Regions from separate parts of the Homo sapiens genome. Here region 2 is linked to region 1. Evidence: chromatin contacts called from ENCODE Hi-C or POLR2A ChIA-PET data. All regions are on one chromosome and are shown on one strand. Each heading gives the region's core, a stretch centred on a gene start or an enhancer-like site at or near the end of the contact. The rest is flanking DNA. Distances are from core to core; before and after follow the strand shown. Region 1 overlaps ICA1-AS1 (ICA1 antisense RNA 1). Region 2 overlaps RPA3 (replication protein A3).

Region 1 (5,891 bases), core at 2,122-4,621:
TTAGTCAGCTCTTTGCAATTCTTTGGATCTTTTCCTTGATCACAAGATGGTTGTAGGAGCTCCAAATTGTCTTTAAGACCTAGGTGAGCATTGCAGACAGGGAAGAAGAGGGCAAAAGCTTTCTCCTATCAAGGGTCTGGTTTTAGCCTCGAAGGAAGCCCTGGTGGACTTATCCTTAGATCTCATTGGCCAGAAATGGCTCACATGTCCAACTCTAGACTCATGACTGTGAAGTGAAAATTACCTTGATTAATTTCCTAGCTGTCCCTAAATCAAGGGATCCCTGCCAGTTTTCTGAGGTTCCGTCTGCAGTAAAAGGAAAGAAAGGCTGTAGTGTAGGCAAGGAACTGTGTCTGCCACACTCATATATTTCAATTACCCTCTCTATTCTTCCACCACTACCACCACCACCCCAGTTCTAAGAGCTAGCCTGACTGAACTGCCTTTGATACCCAAACATGCGAGGCTCTCTGTGGTTTCTGGGTCTTTGCACATAACTTGCTCTGCCCTATATATACTCTCTTCCCTTCATTTACTAGCATCTTGGTCTGGGTGGCTCCTACCTTTCTCTTTAGGCCTCAACTTAGACATCATTTCCTTTAGAAAGCCTTCCCTAATATATTGTAATTTTATACTTACTTATTCATATCCCCCACTGGGCTATAAACTTCTTGATGGTGTGTCGTCTGAGTCTTATTTCTCTATTGCCTCACATAGAACCTGCACGTTGTAATGATCAATAAATACTTGCAGAAGTAGATGAAGCACTTCTTGGGTGCACTCAGAATCAACTTGTGTGAGAACCATTTAAAACATGGCTCATAAAAATTTAGGTATTAACTTACTTCTGATTTTTGTTAAAGAGAATGGACAAAGAAGTGATTTATTTTAAAATACCTGATAAATATTTACATTTTAAAATCTTTGCCACGATGGCTTCCAAAGAAAGAACATAGCAAAGGATGATTCCCCACTTAGGCAGGGCAACATTTATTTTACTTGTCTTACAGCAGGACTAAAGATTCTAAGATTTTTTTTGAATGGTCCTTAAATAGTTTTACAAATAGTCAGAGTTCTGCACATGGACTCAACATAAAAACTGAACGTAGCTAAGTGATTAACTTACTTCTTGAACTTCTTAAGATGTTGTCTTACTCTGTAACTTCTTGCTAACATGTTATTCAAAGAAGCAATAAGGTGACATGACAAGGCACTTCCAGTTCTTTTCCAAACAAGGTAATTTTAAATCAGGAATAAAACGAAGCAAGAGAAAAATAATCACCAAATGTGATTAATATAAAGTAGCAGCATTTGGAAATTTTAGCACTTTGAAGTTGGACATTCAGTTTGTAATTAATATGAGGTAATGAATTATTTGTTCGCAAATATTAAAAAATTTACCAGGCATAGTGTGGGGGGCTTCTTTAGGTTTTAGAAGTAGTAGTGCCACCTTTGGGTGTCATACTCTGACTTTTTCTGGGTGGCCTTGACCTGCCAAAAGCTGCCTGTTTTGAGTGAGGCCGAAAGTGGGAAGTAGCTGTCCAGCTGGCTCAGGCTGCAAGGCAAGCAGCTCTGCCCTTTGGCCCTTGTGAGCAAATGGATTTGGTGCTGCTGAAATGGTGTGCAGCCCATTGGAGAGCTATATGGCATCCATGACAAGTGCCTACAAGAGCCATCGTAGAGGAGAACTTCTGTGTTTGGGAAAATGTGAAGACCCCTTTAGCAGATGACCCTTTATTTTGAAACATGACTCCTGACTTGTTCCTGGGCTCTGATAGAGACTGAAAGACCCAACTCTCTGGTGTAAGATGATCTCAGTACTTTGATACCTGACATGGAATGAGTGTTGTCTCAGGTACTTAGCCACAAAGTCAAGCATTCCCAACGGTAGTCCACATTGAGTGAACTGAAAAGGAAGAAAAAACTATGAGGCTGAGCCTGTGGAGAAGCCTAAAAACACAGATAAACGGTACAAGCAGGCAGTCGTATTCCTACTACATTACTTTTTCTTCCTATGCTTCATGGGAGTTTCCAGTGACTAGTGGTCCAATGAGAGAGTTCTTCACTGAGAGACCTAACTTGAACCTGGTGTACAAATGGCCTTGCACAATATGCTAGCCCCAGACAGGATGAGAGGAAGCGTTGCTGTCCTTCAGTGTGGCTGTGAAGTATAGTGGAGAAGGAAAATGCTCACAATAGTTGATTCTGAGCATGAATTTCATTGTCTACTTGACCTGGAAGGAAATATTGTCAACTTTATCTGAGGTCAGGATCTACACCAATTCCTGAGGTAATGATTTGCTCAGAGGTGATATTCAAAATATTTAACACATAAGACAATTGGAATCTATCACTGAAACTAGTCTTGAAGTCCAGTTTTGCCAGATGTTAACCCTTTGGTTTCTGAATTGTGGGGAGTCAGAGATGTCCCTGAGGGAGGGATCGATTGACTTGGGCAATGGTGGGGATACTGGGCAGGGGCTTGGAACAGGGCAATATTTTAGAGATGCTTAAAGCTGATGAGTACACAATGAGTCATTTTTAGTCCTGGTCTGATTAGACGGTCAGAGACTTAGAAGGATCAAGATTGGAGAACTGATGACAAGTAGGTTTTAAGGAAAGTTGATGCACCATTGAAAATGGGCCCAAAGTGTGAAAATATCTGGGTTAATGTGAGTCCTCACTGAGAAGCCATTATTGTAGAAGAGTTTGTGTATTAGTCCATTCTCATACTGCTATAAAGAAGTGCCCAGGACTGGGTAATTTATAAAGGAAAGAGGTTTAATTTACTCACAATTCCACATGGCTGGGGAGGCCTCAGGAAACTTACAATCATGGCTAAAGGGGAAGCAAACACATCCTTCTTCACGTGATGGCAGGAAGGAGAAGGATGAGAGCTGAACAAAGGGGGAAGCCCCTTATAAAACCATCAGATCTTGTGAGAACTTACTATCGTGAGAATAGCATGGGGAACACCATCCCCATGATTCAATTACCTCCCACAAGGTGCCTCCCATGACAGGTGGGGATTATGGGAACTACAATTCAAGATAAGATTTCAATGGGGACATAGCAAAACCATATCAGTTTGTTAATATCCAAGAGAACAAAGTGATTTCTTCTATGGGGGTCAGACATCCTCTGTTCCCAGTCAGTTTCTTGGCTTATGGATATAATAGCTGCTATTGCCAGAATGGAGGTAATTCTTGGGCCTAACAGCATAAATTTCCTTTTACCAGACGCATCTGTATATTGCTAGCAGCAGTGACTGTCACTGCACCTCTAGGGAACTTGGTCTGCTGGTAGTGGGAAAGTTATTTTAAGTTGGGAATGCTTCTTTATCATGGAGTGGCAGCAACTCATCCAGTGGCACTCATCCAGTGGCAGTACTGGAATAGTCTTTCTGAACTTGGATTTGCTTTCCCTGCTTACATACCACTAACACATCGGCAGGATTCTATATATGGCCTCTGACCAATGAACTCACCACTTGATAAGTAAGGCAATAGGCTAATAACTCACTGGCCTTACTGTATAAATATCCAATCATCCTCATGAAGCTATTGAAATGACCTATTGAAAACTTTGCCCTAGTGCCATTTGGAAAATAGCAGATGTGATATGGAGTGTTACGTTGTAAGATATAGAACATGAGCAGAAACAATGACTAATACATTGGTTATTACTTTCAGAGCCAAAACACAACCTAAGAATCTAGGGATGAAGGCACCTCTTACAATTATACTTATTCTCTCACTCTTAGAATTTTTGCTTTAATTTTTAAAAATTGTTCTCTTAACTCTTTTAGCCTAAGGAATTTAGTACCCAATGGAGGACTGCTTCAAGCAAGAGTTTTTGTTTGTTTGTTTGTTTGTTTTAAAAAAGTAGGTTTTATTGAATTGGCAGCTGAGATTGCCACCTGGAGATTTTGTATTCTTTATACAATCAGGGCAAAGATGCTTGGCAAGCTGAGGTGTTGGCTGAAAGCCAGGAGAACTTGGAGCAAACAGGGAAAGTACATATTTTATATGTCAGCAGCAGTCTCATGCGTTCTTGCAGAATGGAGGACAGTAGCCTTCCCCAGTATTTCCTTATTTGCTGCTAAGTATACTATTTATCTCACATTTCCTTTAAACATGAGAATTAAACAAATTTTCTTTTTCTTTCTCCCAGGGCTATATAATGTAATCTAAATATCAATTAAATCCACCATGTAGTTCATAGGCTGAAGAATACTGAGATGGGGTTGTGATAACTGAGAAGGAATGGACATAAGTCAGAGGTCATAGACTTGAAGGACAATGTCTCACCTCTGAGTGCAGTTGCTGGAAATGACTTTGCTTGTCTTCTATTGCCATTGTGTGATGATTGGTTGAATCATGTGTTATGGGTGTTTTTTTTTTGGTACAGGTAAAGAAAGATATGTATGTGAGTAAGCAAGCATGTGTGTATTCTGGGCAGCCAGAGGGTAGATTGTAGCAGATAGCTTTGGGGGTAGCTGTATGGCTATGGCTAAGCATGGCTCCTTTCTCAGAAGGATTATTTGTTTATATACAGACATAGCCCCAGGAGATCACATCTGTGCTCTGTGATTTTGTCTTCCTGGCCATAGCTGCTAGTCTGGGAGTTACCACCTATGTTCTTCATTTTGATGATTAACATTTGGCATGATGAGATAGAGAGATGGGAAGATGTGTAAACTCCTACTGAGGCCCTGGAGTGTCCCCATTTCTTGTCCTTTTGAGCCTTTGTTCCTCTCTTGCATTTTATGAAGTGCTCTATAATCCTTCTGATAACCTTCTCTCTTTGCCTAAATTAACCAGAGTTGTTTTACACTCTTTGCAACCAAAGAACATTAACAAATGTGGAAATTAAAGACTACTTAATATATATAGTGATCTTAGATGTGGTTCCTCAATTTTAACTAAAAATTATCAAGTATTTGTGAAGAAGAAAGCTACAAGAAGAAGACACCTGAGTTCATCTCTTCCTTCATGGGTTCTCCCCTTTCCCTTAATTCTTTGGTGGAAAAAACAGCATTACTGGAGTAATTAACATACATTTTTCTAGAATTAAAATTAGGAACTAGGGAGGGTGGCATGTGGAGGGAAAAAACCCAGCCATCTGGAATGAACGATTTTTTACAGGTAGCCTAGGTTAGCCAGGCTGGTGAGAAAACTAGGTCAGGAGGTGAAGACACATGGACCTGGAGTAATGGCAAGCATAGGATGAAAACATGCAGAACCTGGTTGAAGTTCTCCTGCACTAGCTTCCTCATATGTTGCCATTTCATCAGTCTTGCTGTCACTGGGACAAAGACACATGTTCTGGCAGCAGTGGATAGAGACCATGGAGAAACCTGCCAAATAAGCAAAATTATATATTGGTGGCTTCAGGCATATTATTCAACAATGTCACCTCATCTGCTTTTCTTAATTTTCTTAAAATTTTCTTAGAAAGAAACATTTAATAGGGACTTAAGAACGGAAGCCATGTCTGTGTCTCAGGCAGTGGCCAGACAAGATGGTAAGATGGTAGATCCCTGTCCTCTTTTCCTCTTTTCTTTTTTCCTTCCCTCCCCTCCCCTCTCCTCCCCTCCTCTCCCCTCCCCTCCCCTCCCCTCCCCTCCCCTCCCCTTCCTTTTTTTGTCAGGGTCTTGCTCTGCACCCCGGTGGAGTGCAGTGGTATGATCTCAGCTCATTGCAACCTCTGCCTCCTGGGTTCAAGTGATTCTCATACCTCAGCTTCCAGAGTAGCTGGGACTACAGGTGAGTACCACCACGCCTGGCTAATTTTTGTATTTTTAGCAGAGATGGGGTTTTGCCATGTTGACTAGGCTTGTCCTGAACTCCCGGCCTTAAGTGATCTGCCCGCCTCGGCCTCCTGAAGTT
Region 2 (5,891 bases), core at 974-3,473, 600 kb before region 1:
TATATATTTAATTTATAGATAAATATATATTTATATATTTAATTTATAGATAAATATATATTTATATTTAATTTATAGATAAATATATATTTATATATTTAATTTATAGATAAATATATATTTATATATTTAATTTATAGATAAATATATATTTATATATTTAATTTATAGATAAATATATATTTATATATTTAATTTATAGATAAATATATATTTATATATTTAATTTATAGATAAATATATATTTATATATTTAATTTATAGATAAATATATATTTATATATTTAATTTATAGATAAATATATATATATATATATATACACACACACATATTAAGAGGCAATAACTCACTATGTTACTCAGGCCACTTTCGAACTCTTAGGCTCAAGCCATCTTCCTGCCTCTGCCTCCCAAAGTGCTGGGATTACAGGCGTGAGCTGCTATGCCTGGCCTGCCCATTTTAAAATTGGATTATTTTATTTTTTCCTGTTGAGTTGTTTGAGTTCCTTATATATACTGATTGTTCATCCATTGTCAGATGAGTAGTTTGCAAATATTTTCTCCCATTCTGTGGGTTGTCTCTTTACTGTTGATTAATCATTTCTTTTGTTGTGCAGAAGCCTTTTAACTTGATGTAATCCCATTTGTCCATTTTTGCTTTGGTTGCCTGTGCTTGTGGGGTATTACTCAAGAAATCTTTGTTCAGATTACTGTCCTGTAGCATTTGCCCAATGCTTTCTTCTAGTAGTTTCGTAGTTTCAGGTCTTAGATTTACGTATTTTATCCATTTTGATTTGATTTTTGTATGTGGCGAGAGATAGGGGTCTAGTTTTATTCTTCTGCATATAGATATCCAGTTTTCCCAGCACCACTGATTCAAGACTTCCTTTTCCCAATGTATATCCTTGGCACCCTTGTTGAAAATGAGTTCATTGTAAATGTGTGAATTTATTCCTGGGTTCTGTATTTGGTTCCATTCGTCCATGTGTCTGTTTTTATGCCGGTACTGTGCTATTTTAGTTACTATAGCTTTTTAGTATAATTTGAAGTCAGGTAGTGTGATTCGTCTAATTTTGTTGTTTTTGCTTAGAACAGTTTTGGCTTCTCTGGGTCTTTTGTGATTCTATATAAATGTTAGGATTATTTTTTCCATTTCTGTGAAGAATGTCTTTGGTATTTTGATAGTGATTGCATTGAATCTGTAGATTGTTTTGGGTAGTATGGACATTTTAACAATACTGATTCTTCCAATCCATAAATTTGGAATATCTTTCCATTTTTTTTTATGTGTGTTCTCTTTGGTTGCTTTCATCAGTATTTTATAATTTTTATTTTAGAGATCTTTCACTTTGGTTATATTTATTCCTAAGTATTTTATTTTACTGGTAGCTTTATAAATGGGATTACTTTCTTGGTTTCTTTTTCAAATTGTTTGCTGTTGGCATATAAAAATGCTATTGATTTTTGTATGTTGATTTTGTATGCCGTAACCTTACTGAATTTATTTATTAGTTCTGATAGTTTTTTTAGTTGCATACACATGTATCATGGTTAGCATATATCCACATAACTTTTTTTGTGGCATCGTGTGCAATACGTACATTACAGAAAAATAAATATATTTTGTTGGTTTGTGTGTTTGTTGATGTCTAAATGATAAAGCTAAGTAAAAACTTATAAACATGATTATATTTGTAGCAACAACTTTTTATCAATATGGACACCACAGAATTTGTTAGATTATCTCCTTATGTGGCCTTTATAACCCATTTCTAGAAAGGTCAGAGTAAATTATGTTGTTTAAGCTATAAATTATCTATTTTTTTCCACTTGAGAATACCTTTTCCCCTAGGCAAGCATTTCTGCTTAACACAAATAGGTTTTAGGTCACAATTATTAGATGGCATTGCAGAGTTGATGGAATCAACACATCATGACTTGAAATTCAGGTCTGGGCAGAGTCTAGACACTTGTTTTGGTAATAGGAATATCTGGGCTGTTCATATACAGTTAGCTCACATTTGGACAGAAAACCTTTCTCCGCATTAAGATTTCGAAAGCTTTTAGCCTCTGTAAAATGTCTAGTGGTGCCGAATAAGAATAAGGGAAAAAAGTTCTTGTAGAAAAACATCCTTTCCCTTGTAACCAGTTCCTATTCACGTAAGAAGGTAATAGCTATTCCTTCATTCAGTAATGAAGTTGAAGTAATCCTCCAGGGTACTCATTTTACACAAAAACAAATTGCAGTTTTCATTTGCATCACTGGGTGGCGATTTTTCATAGCCTTATACTACTATTTAAAAATCCAGCAAGCATGGCACTATTCGTAATTACCAGGGTTTTCTCCTGTTATGACATGTTTAATTGTACTTTTAAGACATTATCTTTAAGTTGATTACAAATTTACTAGTGTAGTGGCAAGCTCATAGTTATTTTAAGTTAGGAAAAGGGATATTGCGTAAATGTTAGGATATAATTCCTTCCAAAACTAAGACAAAAGCATGAATTAGCTTATTATGTTATAGCAAAAAGAAGGAAAAATAACAACAAAAAGTAATAGGATATAAATGAAAAGGAACAATTTAGATATTGTTGTTGGTTCACTAATATTGTTGACCAAATATTGAATATAACTTTGAAGCAGGCAGAATGAAATTGGGCAAACACTATTGTAGAGATTAAAGGAATTGGGTTACAGTACAAGGGAAATGCATCATGGTTTTCAGAATATGCAGGTGCTTCTTCAAGTAGGGCATAAGAACTTCTAGTTTCCATTAAGCTAATTATTTTGTAACACTTGCTGAATTTAGAACCAGAATTTAATAATTCACAGCAGCTTGGATTTCACCTTTTAAAATACTTAAAACACATTGAAATATGTAATTTAGTCTCACCTTCTGTTTTCCAGTCTCAATGATCAGTCAGATATTGAAAATAAGTGAGTTATTTTTAAGATTATCTCCTATGGAATTCCTCATTCTGGGAACCAAACCACATATACATACTTCATTTAAACTATCATATTTTTATATGGAACTTTTAAAGGTAGTCTCTTCATCGCTGTGTTGTTTCCTTTATTTAAAAGTGGAAATTTAGCTGTATACATAAAAATTTACATTCTAAGGAATGAGGGACAGTAAGTCACTTTGATTCTGTCTAGGGTTGAAGGCTTTAATTAAAACAGTGACAAAAACTAAACAGGTTTTCAACATGTGCTTCCTATTTTTATTGCCTGTTCTTACAAAAAATGTATACCAGATCTTTAAAAAATTAGAGTGTTTATGGATTAAAAAGTAACTTACCCTATCGCTGTCTCCTTACCCACGTATCGGGATATCCAGAAAAACTCGATTTACATTTAATTTACTTAGCAGTTTTTGTGTTTTTACTTTTGACCTTTAAATTGCAAAGCAAGTATGCCAGGATTTTTCAACTAACTTCATGATGTAGATGCTTGTTTTTCTATTAAGAAATGTGGAGTTGTGTGTCTAATGGATAGAATTAACAGTATTTTCAGTCACTGTTACCTGATTCTGGTTTACCTGTTAATCTAGCAGCGTTTCAGTTTCAGTTTTTCGGAGGTGAAAAAGTTAGGTTAGGCCATCCCCGTGTGGGGTACACCACCCTTCCTTAACTCCTTGAATGTACAGTGAAAGGCAATTGCATGAAGGAAGAGGAGAGGTGCCAACTGTACTCAGAGGCAGAACTGAGCCTTCTGTTTGGCACAGTTAATTGTGGGAAAGTCATTCATTTTTTTCGGGGACTCAGTGGATTTAGTTGACTCAAACGTAAATTAGGGATCTATCTCTCTGTGATTCTAACCCTTCTGTGCATTAGGGGATACTTAGAAAAAAATACTGGTGCTGGGACCCATTCCTAGATTCTGATTAAAAGGTCCTGGGATTAGGCCCAGGAATTGATTTTTTCCCCCCAGAGTTCTCCAGATGATTCTAGAGTTCATGCAAGGCTGAGAAGCACTACAGTTCACTCTCTAATAATTGTATGTCATCAAATAATGTGTTGAGACACTTTGAAAAAGACTTCATAAAATATAAAGTTACAGTTTCTTTTTTAGTTGAGCCATAAACAAAAAGCAAATAAAACCACAGAATTTCTGGGTAATTACATTTCCTTCAATATATTAAATCATTAAATAGAAAAAGAGCAGAAAGCTTCATACATGATCCTATGAAATGAAATTTGTTTTCTTTTCCTTTTCTTTTTTTTAGACGGAGTTTTTGCTCTTGTTGCCCAGGCTGGAGTGCAGTGGCATGGTCTCTGTTCACTGCAATCTCCGCCTCCTGGGTTCAAGTGATTCTCCTGCCTCAGCCTCCCAAGTAGCTGGGATTACAGGCATGCACCACCACACCTGCCTAATTTTTGTATTTTGGATAGAGACAGGGTTTCACCATGTTGGCCAGGCCGGTCTCAAACTCCTGACCTCAGGTGATCCGCCTGCCTTGGCCTCCCAAACAGCTGGGATTATAGGCGTGAGCCACTGCTTCCAGCCAAAATTCATTTTCTATGAGTAATATACAGTTTTCCCTTGGTATCTGTGGGAAATTGGTTCCAAGACCCCCGCTCATACCAAAATCCATTGACGCTCAACGCTCTGATATAAAAGAGCATAGTTTTTGCATGTGACCTACATACATCCTCCCATATACTTTAAATCATCCCTAGATTACTAAAATACCTAATGCAATGTAAATGCTATGTAAACAGTTGTTTTACTGTATTGTTTGAGGAATAATGACAAGAAAAGAAGCCTGTACATGTTTAGCACAGATGCAATTTTTTTTTTTTTTGAGACAGTGTCTCACTCCATCACCCAGGCTGGTGGCAGTGGCACAATCTTGACTCACTCCAACCTCTGCCTCCCGCGTTCAAGCAATTCTCATGCCTCAGAGTCCCAAGTAATTGGGATTACAGGCGTGTGCCACCATTCCCGGCTAATTTTTTTTTTTTGTATTTTTAGTAGAAATGGGGTTTCACCATGTTGGCCAGGCTGGTCTTGAACTTCTGGCCTTGAGTGATCCACCCCTTTCGGCCTCCCAAAGTGTTGGGATTACTGGCCTGAGCCACCACGCTTGGCAACCACAAGCAATTTTTTTTTCTGAATAATTTTGATCCACTGTTGGTTGAATCCACCCATGAGGAACTCATGGATACGGAGGGCTGACAGTTTTTGAAACCTTAGATGTTTTTTGAAAAATCAGTGGAACAACTGGGAAGCATTTTATTAAATTAATTATACAATGTGAATTCCAACTGATCTATGACTCTTTCTGGCTTTAGCCATAGTACAACTATGAATTTATGTGAAATTATTTGACAGATTAACACCCGTAAACTTTTCAAACCAACATCTGAGGTACCTTTTAAAAATCAGACTAACGCATTCAAGCAGCCATGTTTTAATACAACTATTTGGGGGTAGTTGACTGTTTCACTATGGTACTATTTCCTTGAAGGGTGCTTATTCCATACAACATCTGTAGGGAAAACATTGTAAGTATGCATACCATGTTATGTACATGGAATTTCTCCTACTGTTTCCTTACAGGCTTTACTAATGCTGTAACTTCACATTTTGTCAGATTTAACTCAAAAATTATGATGAGTGGCTTTCATATTTATTTAAACTTTATTATTTCATTATATTAAAGATATAGATAATGAGGATGAGACTCTAAGTAAAATGTACAGTATGAATATTCTACCTTGTATGAGTAATTCATATAGGGTTGGAAGACCTGAATGTCTTTCTGGTAATCTTAGTACTACAATATTCTTTTATACTTAAGTAATTATCATATTGAGCATCTGTTTTTTTTATTCATTGCATGCAACCAATGCATATTATGAAGGGAAGAATTATTATTGGGTTT

Evidence for each region. A loop is a pair of places that touch in the nucleus more often than their neighbours do. ChIA-PET counts read pairs that join two places held with the same protein, here RNA polymerase II (POLR2A). Pooled maps may share reads with other maps.
Region 2: a loop to region 1 is called in a map of cardiac septum, with 2.6 times the contacts of the local background. The contact joins two enhancer-like sites. A Hi-C loop is called at or near these places in 17 of 168 maps with a recorded cell type or tissue (A673, CD4-positive, alpha-beta memory T cell, CD8-positive, alpha-beta T cell and 13 more), 15 of 37 single-sample maps with no recorded cell type and 31 of 50 pooled maps. POLR2A ChIA-PET finds 5 or more read pairs at or near these places in 1 of 52 experiments (MCF 10A).

Annotation. Positions count from the first base shown.
Region 1 is chr7:8,280,800-8,286,690 of GRCh38, forward strand. All of the region lies in intron 3 of ICA1-AS1 (ICA1 antisense RNA 1), which reads left to right. Among named protein-coding and RNA genes, the nearest start is that of ICA1-AS1, 22 kb to the left of the region's middle. Within about 2 kb of position 3,372, at least 2 of the 41 ENCODE cell types and tissues checked have a DNase peak (open chromatin) inside an H3K27ac peak, as active enhancers do; they include heart right ventricle, where a contact is called at or near this core.
Region 2 is chr7:7,679,413-7,685,303 of GRCh38, forward strand. The region is part of intron 4 of RPA3 (replication protein A3); the gene reads right to left. The region is part of intron 2 of UMAD1 (UBAP1-MVB12-associated (UMA) domain containing 1); the gene reads left to right. Among named protein-coding and RNA genes, the nearest start is that of RPA3, 36 kb to the right of the region's middle. Within about 2 kb of position 2,224, at least 10 of the 41 ENCODE cell types and tissues checked have a DNase peak (open chromatin) inside an H3K27ac peak, as active enhancers do; they include heart right ventricle, where a contact is called at or near this core.